Regions from separate parts of the Homo sapiens genome. Here region 2 is linked to region 1. Evidence: chromatin loops called from intact Hi-C (ENCODE). Cell type or tissue: GM12878. All regions are shown on one strand.

Region 1 (5,000 bases):
GACCTCACTTTGAATGGCAAGATTTATATTATTCATTTTTTTCTAACTGCCCGCAAAACACTTCAGTGCAGTTGTTAAAATTATTTTTGTTGTTGCAACTCTCATGTTACATACAGGAAGCTTCAGGAACCCTGCTTGGCTGATGATCTCAGCTCCTCTTAGCTTTGGAGATGGGGTTGGAGTTATCCAGCCAGTGCATGCTCTGTTGGAGACAGTGCCACATGAGGCCCTTTCTAAGACAGACAGGGGCACGGTGACAGGGAGACACTAGTGGGAACATTTCTATATGGGTCTTTAATGAATCAAGAATCTGGTTACTGTTTAAAAGAGTGTCTTGAATGGATTTGTCAGAAGAGCCAAGGAGCCTCTGTTTGGAACCGTTCTCAAATGGCATGATTGTAGTATAAGGCAGGGAGCGTATGAATGGCTTCTTTTCAGGAGAAGAAAAAGAGCAAGGGGATTGAAGTAATGGGGAGCCTCTGGGCTCATCTTTCAGCTGAGTCTGCCCAGCTCTCATTAGCGTACCCTCCTTATAGGTATGAACTGAAAAGGGAAGTTGGAGGGTTGTGTCTATGGAAGGGACTAGGGGACCTGGGGAACTGAGGACCAGGAATTACAGTCTCATATTCAGTAAAGGACTCAAAAGTCAGTGATCCAAGTAATGACCAGAGAATATTAGAAAAGGAAAAACAGCCAGCTGCATTCTTAGATGTTATTAGAAATCAAGGCATGTATAGCTGAGGGGTGCTCAGAGACTCTCTGGTTCTGACCCTGTGTTTGCAGATAAAGAAACTAACATTCAGGAAGTTGGATGACTTGCTCAAGGTCATAAGATTGGGTAGGGCTTTTAGCTGGCTTTTGAACTCGTGGTTCCGAGCTCTTTGCAGTTGAACATATTTGTTGTTTCTCGCATCAATTAACTCTAACACATTTAATTAGATATAAAAACTGTTCCCATGGATTAAATTCTGTTTTTGAAATTGTGCGGGCAGTGCCCTGGAAAAAAAAAATCAGCAATAAAGGCCATAGCTATGTCCCCAGAGCTCAGCTGTGGCACTTGTGGGCAGCTACATAGTTTGAAGTTTGAACAAAAGTTTTCTGAAAAGGAATTTGGAGGAAAGACACTTTCTTACAGTGAACAGTTTGCAAACTGGGGAGACACTGTCTTCCTGTATAAGGAAGGTGTGCATTTCAGAGAACAAAGAGAGGGTTTGGCTTTTGTAGGTTCTAAATCAGGTCTGTTTATGCAAATAAATGATTCAAACTTGCTTAGTTCTGATTGATCAATGCAGCTGAGTTTTGATTGGTTGACACAGCTAGGCCCTGATTGGCCAAGGTGGGGGAGCTCTGATTGGTTGGTTCAGGCAAGCTCTGAAAGTCCACAGTTAAACATAGGTGTAGGTTTCCCCAGAACTCAGAGTACATCTGTGACCTCTAGCCAGCAAAGGGCCGCTTGGCTCTGTTATAAACGTAGGCCCAGTTAGCAGCTCAGGATCTATCTTGAAGGATTGGCTCTTTCAGGTGCACATTTGTTCACAAAAGCATGGTTGGCTTCTTCACACAAGGACAGGTTTCTTCACAGAGAATCAGTTACACACTCCTGAGCATATTTAACTCCCACAGCCCATTAAGTAGATGATAATATTCTTATTTTACAAATAAGGAAACTGAGACTCGGAATAAATAAATTGTTGCAGTTCACGCATTTGCACCGAGATTCAGCCCCAGGCCTGCCTTCTCCCACTCCTGTGCCCCTTCCACCCACTGCCTGGCCCCCACCCTGCTGTTTCCTGCTGGGTGTGCCGGGAGCACTGACCTGGGGCTCTGGGGACAGGACTCGGTTTTATAAAGTGCTGGGAGAAGTAGGAGAATTCAGAGGGAAATGGGATCTGATGCTTGGATTATGGGAGAAGCAAGATAAAAGGATGCTAAAGGCAGGAGAAGCAATGGGAGAATGTCTGCCTGGTGTCCCGTGGTCCCTGTGCAGCTGCTCCTCTCTATTGTTTCTGTGAAGGGATCATGCAAGGTACTTTCCAGCCACTGTTTTAGACTTTTGTTTTTGATGAGCTGGAACAGCAGCAGGTAGGTAGGTGGTGGGGGCCCTCTTTTTCACTTTTCTTTCTCTCTTTCCTTGTCGTGAGCTCAGGGGCCATAAGCCACCCGTTCAACAGCCAAAGGATGAAGCAGATCTTGGCAATGTTACCATTTCTGTAACTACTGGAGGCTTGCTGCCCTTTGACAGACTGGAGTGGAGCGCTTCAGGGGAAAAGCAGTACCCACCAACACCGTGGCATCTCTGCTCAACGCTGACCATCACGTTGAATTTCTGTTTATGTCTGTAGTAAGATAATCAGCTGGAAAGCAGATTGCTATTGAGAGGGTTTTCTGGTTTTCTTAGTAGGTCAAAAACCAAATTAGATGACCCACATCATAGGCCCGGATCAGTTTAGAAAAATCCCTCCAGTCCTTCAGTGGCATCCTTAGCAGGAGGTTCTGACTTGGAGGAAATGGACAGCCTGCATTTTCTGGAACTGAGAGGTTGCAGGAGGAAGGGAAAGAGAGGGAGATCAAGGATGACAAAATCTGGGATTTCAGTTTATCCCTTCTCTGAGGACAGAAACAGCTCTCAAGCAGGAAGAGAGAGGCTTTAGAAATACCCAGATCAGTGAGCCTGGGAACCTTGATTGTCCACTTTTCTGGGCAGAGGAAGGGGAAGTTTCTGGTCCCAGAGAATTCCAGCTCAGCACCACACCCAAAACAGTGCAAGTGGATGACAGTTAAACCCAAGGCGGGGCTGTAGGGTGCAGGGGCCTGCATGTCGCACCCTGGAGTCCTGACAGTTTCCCCGAGCCACATGAAGGGCACACAGCCATACTGAGATGCCTTGGCACACAGAGATCTCAGACGGCTTCAAACAAGCCTTAGTGTGAATCAGTCATCAAAACCAGAAAACACTTTCCGGGTCCTCAGACTCCACCGTGGTCTGCAGTGCATCACCCCAAAAGGCCAGAGGAGGCCAGTCACACCTCAGAGGGCAACAGTGCAGGAAGCGGCCCAACCCAGCCGCTTTGTTGCACAGACTGGCATGTCAATACAGGATACAAACTGGGCCTCACTGTCTGCTCTGCCATGAGTTTTCCTAAGCCACACCTCTCCTCTCTAACTAGGGTGAACAAACATCACCTGCTCTACTGGCATAATTATTAATAGTGCCCTCTTTCTCTCTCAAACACATCTCGGATTGATCTGACCTGAGTGGTTAAAAAATAAATATTATAGAATAAGATGCATGCTGTAATTCCAAGTAATAATGAGAAAAAGCTCACCTATGTGTGCAAGGTTCCTCTATGCAGGGAGCATATTTGGAAGGACACTGCTAACCACGGTTACCTGAGGATGGTTTGGGGACACGGACAGCACTGCATTATTTTTACACGCATTGCATTCTAAACCAGGCACTTGTTTCTAAAAATGAAAAAAAAGTGCCCGTCTTGGAAGATGATTTGTGATGGTCACTCTATCCAGAGCACAGGCCTCACCTTGCCATGGAGCCGGAGAGGGCAATCAAATCCGAACATCTGCACGTCTCTGCTAAGGGGCTGAGTGTTTGTTTTAAGCTGGAGTAGTTTCTATCATTGCAAACAGACTAAGTTTACCAGCTCATGCTAAACACAGTTCAGTTTGTTTTTCCTGTTACCCCAGTGGGCACAGGTTCATGAGGAAAATTAGAACAGATGCAGAGTCAACATCTGTGCCCATCTGGGGGCAGTGTGAGTGGTTTTGTGAACATGCTGTAGTTGAATTCTGACTTTTGAGAGGTTGATTACTCATTTCTTTCAGTAGACAGAAATCATAGTATTTGTTTGCTGGAGCATGAGCTGCTTTATTTCTATTTTCAGAGTTTCACTTTGGGTCCACAGTGGGGCCTATAACCAATGCTGGAGGTTCTCAGCCAAAGAGAGTGCAGCGGCGCATGGCTGTCCTGCAGATGGTGACAGGTGGGGACTCTGCCCCTTCACTCTTGGAGGTCAGGCAGGGCTAAATGGCTGCAGTCCCCTAAGCAGTCAGTCCTTTTTTTAAAAAGTAAGAACAATGGCCTGTATTTGTTAAACTTTTTTTTTTTTTTTTTTTGGTAACACAAGAAAGGATCATTGTGATGCTGAGCCTCCAGTGCCACCAGACTCAGGGTTCCGGGTAGGCAGGGTCACAGCTGGGCACCCCGTTGTGCTGCTCCAGGACTGGCCCCGTGTCCTGGCCTTGGGGTTGAGTCTCGGGGTTGGCTGCATGCGTTGGTGTGATTTCAGGGCATACACACGGAACGTGCTGCCCAGGTGCTGGGCCCAGGGAAGCCACGTGTCTCAGCCCTGAAGAGTTGTCCTGGCGTTGTGCACAACCTGGCTGGTGGCTTGGAGAGCAAACAGTACCCCCGACCCCACGGGTGTCTGCGGGCACTAGGCCCCACGTGCGGGTTCTCTGGAGTCTCCCAAGCTGAGCATCACCGGACCCAGACCCGTCACAGCCATGCTGAGCTTACCCGTGAGTGACCTTCCCGAGGAAGGCATGGGGCTTTCTGGGGCAGGAAGCAGGGGAAGAGGCTCTCAAAACAGCAGGAGATGGGAGCGCGCTGTCCCGGAACTGTTGTCCGCCTCCCTCTGCCATCCAGGTGCCCGCCACCAGGTCCCCTCTGACAGGCTCCTGATGCTTCCCGGGCCGGGTAGACCAGGGGTGCCCAGCAGCTTGGCCAGATCAGCCTGCCGTTTTTCCTCAAACGTCACCCTTGCCAGGGATGTCCCCGCCCCTGCTCCTCCCCTTCTTGGGACAGACATCCTAAGTCCAGTAATTCCGGTGCTTCCAATAAAAAACACCGCGAGTTTCTTCTCTGCCCTAAGCAGGAGCAGGGGGATTGCAGTGTGAGAGGCGTCCTCCTGCGGCCTAGGTAGGAGGATGGGTCTCCAGGAGCCTCCACGCTGACCCCTGTGGCTGGACTAATGTGTCATTTC
Region 2 (5,000 bases), 140 kb after region 1:
TGGATTAATTCACGAAGGGCCTCCAGAGAAACATTTCCCTCAAATTAAATTCTTTCTGAAACTCTCAATGAACCTGTTGCTTTAATCTGTACATGGTCAAAATTCCACATGTATCTTTCACTGCCTCTGGTGAATCGAAAGTCTTGTTTCCAAGCCAGGTAGGGGCGGAATGATCCCCTACAGCATGAACAGGCTATTCTACCTGCAAACTGACTGCAGATGTAGAAATGAAGAGATCACGAAGGCACGATGACACAAATTGATTTACCTTATTTTAGTCTGTAAATGCCTTTACCTTTCTTAGAAGGCCGTTCTGATAGGGGCAGCATTCGGTAGACCCTGAAGGCATTATTTCCTTTCTTTATGCTTTTATCCTTGACTTCTTCAATATCAGGCAAGGAATTCATGGCGCATCTGAAATTCGCCTTCCATGTTTTGGGATCAGGTTTATCTACTCCTGGTTGATGCTTTCCTAACAAAAGAGACAAAGATTAAGAAAAAGAGAGAAAACATTAGATACAGAGGAAGGAATTTCTGGAAACACAGTATTGCTGGTCAGGCAGTATAAGGAAACCTTTTCACTCCATGCTATACCTCCAGTGACCAATCGTCCTGGTGTACCTGGGGGTGAGAAAGTTCTTGGGATGTGGGAATTTTGTTTTTAAAACCTGAACAGTTCCAGTCAAACTGGGACAAGTTGGTCACCCTGGTTCTACTGAACAGCTTGAGGAAACTATAAATGCTGGAAGAATGGAGCATCAGCGTAAGAAAAATATAGAAGACTGAGAGGCTGCAAAGTCAACAGGCAGAGGGAAGCTGAGTGCCTCTTTTTCATCTGACGCTCCAACAAAGTCCATTCCTGTAAACAGCTCCCTACGTAAAGGTTGTAATAAATACAGGTATTTCTGACTACCTTTTTGGGGGGGAGATAAATTTGACCAAAGTTTATAGCATCAGAACAACTGAGTTTCTATTCCCCGGTAACACCTAGGGAACTTCTTAGAATACCACATTTATAGGAAATTGAAGGACTAAGAGTGTATGGGATGAGGGGAGCATTACTTCTGAGGGCTGCAGTTTGTACCCCATGTGTCCTGGATGTGCCTAGGGACAAGTCACAGGTTTTTCAGAGCCATCTTCATGAGGTCATAAGCCAGGCTATTTTATGTGTAATAAAAACAAAACTAAGCAAGAGTGCCTTCCTCTATAAACGCCGCAGGGAGTTTTAGTACCTGTATGGATTGCCCAGTTTCTAAAGAGTGGTGCATCTTTTTCCACATCCCACCCATGTCTAGCCGCATGCATCCAGGGGATCTGAAAAATCTTCTTTTCCTGAAAAAAAAAAAAAAAAAAAAGGTAAAGAACTGGAGTCATGGGTTTTGGCCCACCATTGCAAAAGGTTGTGAAGGTCTAGCCAGCAAGATTCCCCAGCAAGCATCGCTGAATGTGTTGACTGCTGACAAGAAAATCTACTGTAAACCAAACCCACTTCCCCCGCTGGATCCCAAATCTTGATAGACTACCCCGAGTGACAGTCAGTCTCGTGAAGTCTTGCAGAGCAGGAATGTTTTCCAAGGTCAAAGGTGATGATTTGACCTTGTGTGTTCCATTATTTGTGCCTCTTTTCTAGTTTTCAATATATTTTTTTGGAGACAGAGTCTCGCTCTGTTGCCCAGGCTGCAGTGTAGTGGCGCGATATCGGCTCACTACAACCTCCACCTCCTGGGTTCAAGAGATTCTCCCACCTCAGCCTCCTGAGTAGCTAGGATTACTGGCATGTGCCACCACGCCTGGCCAAGTTTTGTATTTTTGGTAGAGATGGGGTTTTGCCATGCTGGCCAGGCTGGTCTCGAACTCCTGACCTCAAGTGATCTGCCCACCTCAGGCTTCCAAACTGCTGAGATTACAGGTGTGAGCCACCACACCCGGCCCTGTGCCTCTTTTTTTTATAAAACCACAGAAAAATGGCCACCTACCGAAACTTCTAATGCTTACTCTTATAATTTATTCTCGTCGTTTGGTAAATAGTAACTCCAGCTATCTTAGGTAAATTAAAAATTAGACAAGTTTCCAAAACCCTTGATGCTACTAAAGAAAAGTCGGGTACATCTGAGGCCACTGTCACAGAAACCAAATATCTCCATTTGCTTGTGCATCCAACAGAAATAGAAAGTAATGTTCGAATCCCTGTGGGTCTACTGCCTGCAAGAAATAGCAAGAAGTGCAAACAAAGAGGTAGAGGTTATGAAATGACACATTTTTCTGGAGAAACATCCCTCAATACAATCCTTATATCAGACTATCTCTACATCTCTCTCAGTGTTGAGGTCTGTAACTCAAAACCGCCTCAAGCAACCCTGAAAAACACATGATTGGAAACCCATGGTTTAGTAACAAAGCCGTACTCTTAGTAAAGCTACAGATGAGGAACCTGGCCCAAGCAGCTCTTGTGGCGGTACCGGCAGGTACTAAGGTCCCATTGGCACTGTGCATCTGACTACCCACATCCACAGGGACCTCAGTTTTGTCTTCCTCCCACAGCCTACTGAGTGAGGTATATGTTACGATTTCCATTTTATAGCTGAGGAAACCAAGAAGCAGATTTTAACTATTTAGTCAAGGAACTTGCAGGATAATAAGTGTCTAAGTTCAAAACCCAGGTCATGCGACTCCATATGCTATTACTTAATCACCCACTCATTGTCTCCCAGCTTTTAGATTTGGAAGAGTCCCTGTCCTATGACAGACCAGTTGAGACCTGGATTCTGTGGAGATTAAAGCCCAGGAGGTTGTACTCTTTCAAAGCTCTCAAGGCAGTTCTGGTAATTGCTAGGTATGCGGATCCCTGCACTAGATGCTGAGGAAGGAGAGGAAATGTCAGCAGGGAGTTTCCACCACTTCAGTCTCACATAGTGAAACACAGAAAGGGTCCCAGCTGTCCCCAAAGAGATTCAGCGCCTCTCCACAGAACCAATCACAAAGCCAGAACAAAGACTATTTCAGAACATTGGAGAGTTTCCCAAAACCTGTTAAAAGGAAAATTCTACCATCTTCTAAAAAGTCAGTTATTAAAGGAGAACTGAAAGTGAGAGACTTTTTCATAAATTCCTCGGTGTTCATTCTGTATCATCCACAGAGAGGGCTTCGGGTTAGCCAATTTCAAAAGGACAGTGATCAGAAAGGGGCTGAGTGACATTTTATGCTTTAATGTAGATGAAAATCGACAGCAAAATCACTTAATGCCATTTATTGATGTTCACATGAAAATGAATACAAGTGAAAATTCATTTCGTGAAAGAGCTTTTCCTGAAGTGCATGCCCAGAATCTAAAGCTTTATGCTTAAACACCGAGATTCTTAAGAATTTGCTGTTGCACTTTTTTCTAGATCAAAGGAGTTCTAGGGTGACACAATCTGAAATCTAACTTGCAAGACACAAAATTGATACAGATAAAGTAGATCTTTTTAAGCATCTGCACGCATGCATGCATACACATACACACACACACAACCAAACCTAGTCCCACAGAAACCGCAAAAGCCATGCAACTACAAAAGCGCTGACCAAACCCAGCAACATACACTATGGACCCTCTTGAAATGTGCAACAGGCCTGAGTAGACTGGAATAGTTCAGGTGTTTGTCCCCTCAAAATCTCGTGTTAAAATTTGATCGCTAGTGTTGCAGGTGGGGTCTGGTGGACGGTGTTTGGGTCATGGGGCAGGATCCCTCAAGAATGGCTTGGTGTCGTTCTCGTGGTAATGAGTAAGCTCTCACTCCATTAGCTCCGGTGAGAGCTGATTATTCAAAACAGCCTGTCGCCTGCACCATTCTCTCTTCCTCCCTCTCTTGCCATGTAATGCCCTTTGCCTCCCATCCTGAGGCCTTAACAGAGGCAGATGCCAAGGTCATGCTTCTTGTACAGCCTAGAACCCTGACCCAAAGAAGCCTCGTTTTTTTATAAATTACCCAGCCCCAGGTAGTCCTTTGTAGCAACATGAAACAGACTAACCCACAGACATGTCTCCAAAAAAAGATACACAAATAACAAACGTTGGTGAGGATGTGGAGAAACTGGAATCCTCACACATCGCTGTGGAAATGCAAAATGGTACAGCCACTCTGGAGAAAAAGTTTGGCCATTCCTCAAGAAAGTGAAACACAGAATTACCTGATGATCCAGGAATTTTACACCTGGATATATACCCAAAGAATTCTAAGCCAACATTCAAACCAAAACATAAACGTTCATAGCAGCACTACTTTCAAAAGCCAAAAGATGGAAACAACCCGAGTGTCCATCAGCTGATGAATGGGTAAACAAAATGTGGTATATCCATACAATGGAATATTATTCAGCCACAAAAAGGAATAGAGTATTGACACATGCTACCATGTGGACGAACCTTGAAAACATTATGCTGGATGAAAGAAGCCAGACACAAAAGGCCAAAAATTGAATGATTCCATTTACATGAAATATTCCAGAAAAGACAGAGAGCAGAGAGCAGACAGAGAGCAGAGATCCATAGAGACAGAGAGCAGATTACTGGTTGCCACAAGCTAGGGGGGAGGGAAATGGGAAGTGACTGATTAATGGGTACAGCATTTCCTTTTGGAGGGATAAAAAGTTCTGGAACTGGACAGTGGTGATGGCTGCATGACATCGTGAATGTCACTTTAAAATGGTAAATATTTTTTAAACTACATGTCACCTTTACCTAGTTTTTCATACTTCAGGAAAAAAAAGAAAAGACTAATAAACTTATCAGAAATATCTTTAAAATTGTATCACAGATTCTTTTTTTGAAGAAGACCATATGAAAAGGTAAGAGAAAGCAAGATTCATTTTAAAACTGAAAGAGATTCTGACCAGTAAACATTCTGGTCACAAGTTGTGTGTTCCATGGGACATGACGGTGTTGCTATGTGTGTGTAGACCCCGTGACGTCAGTATGTGCCAGGTGTCTCATCCCCGAGTGACCAGTCCTGCACACGTGG

The links. A loop is a pair of places that touch in the nucleus more often than their neighbours do. Peaks named below come from ENCODE experiments on the same cell type or tissue, not always from the same donor. Only the 100,000 strongest peaks of a DNase experiment are listed, where the experiment ranks them.
Region 2: a loop joins it to region 1, with 6 times the contacts of the local background. A loop is called at or near these places in 6 of 110 quality-filtered maps.

The regions. Positions count from the first base shown.
Region 1 is chr4:184,279,533-184,284,532 of GRCh38, forward strand. All of the region lies in intron 1 of LOC105377582 (a long non-coding RNA gene), which reads right to left. Among named protein-coding and RNA genes, the nearest start is that of MYL12BP2, 32 kb to the right of the region's middle. RefSeq lists enhancers at 1,934-2,063, 2,104-2,173, 2,194-2,343, 3,294-3,343, 3,744-4,003 and 3 more. In GM12878, CTCF peaks have their summits at 3,010 and 3,765 (motif pointing right); DNase peaks (open chromatin) are centred at 1,319, 2,129, 3,010 and 3,839; H3K4me3 peaks cover 3,089 bases; H3K27ac peaks cover 5,000 bases.
Region 2 is chr4:184,418,237-184,423,236 of GRCh38, forward strand. It overlaps IRF2 (interferon regulatory factor 2), which reads right to left. Exons shown (of 9, transcript NM_002199.4): 3 at 1,233-1,332; 4 at 296-472. Among named protein-coding and RNA genes, the nearest start is that of LINC02362, 38 kb to the left of the region's middle. RefSeq lists an enhancer at 1-984. In GM12878, no CTCF peak of the experiment used is centred here; DNase peaks (open chromatin) are centred at 2,278, 2,945, 3,705 and 4,930; H3K4me3 peaks cover 2,870 bases; H3K27ac peaks cover 4,619 bases.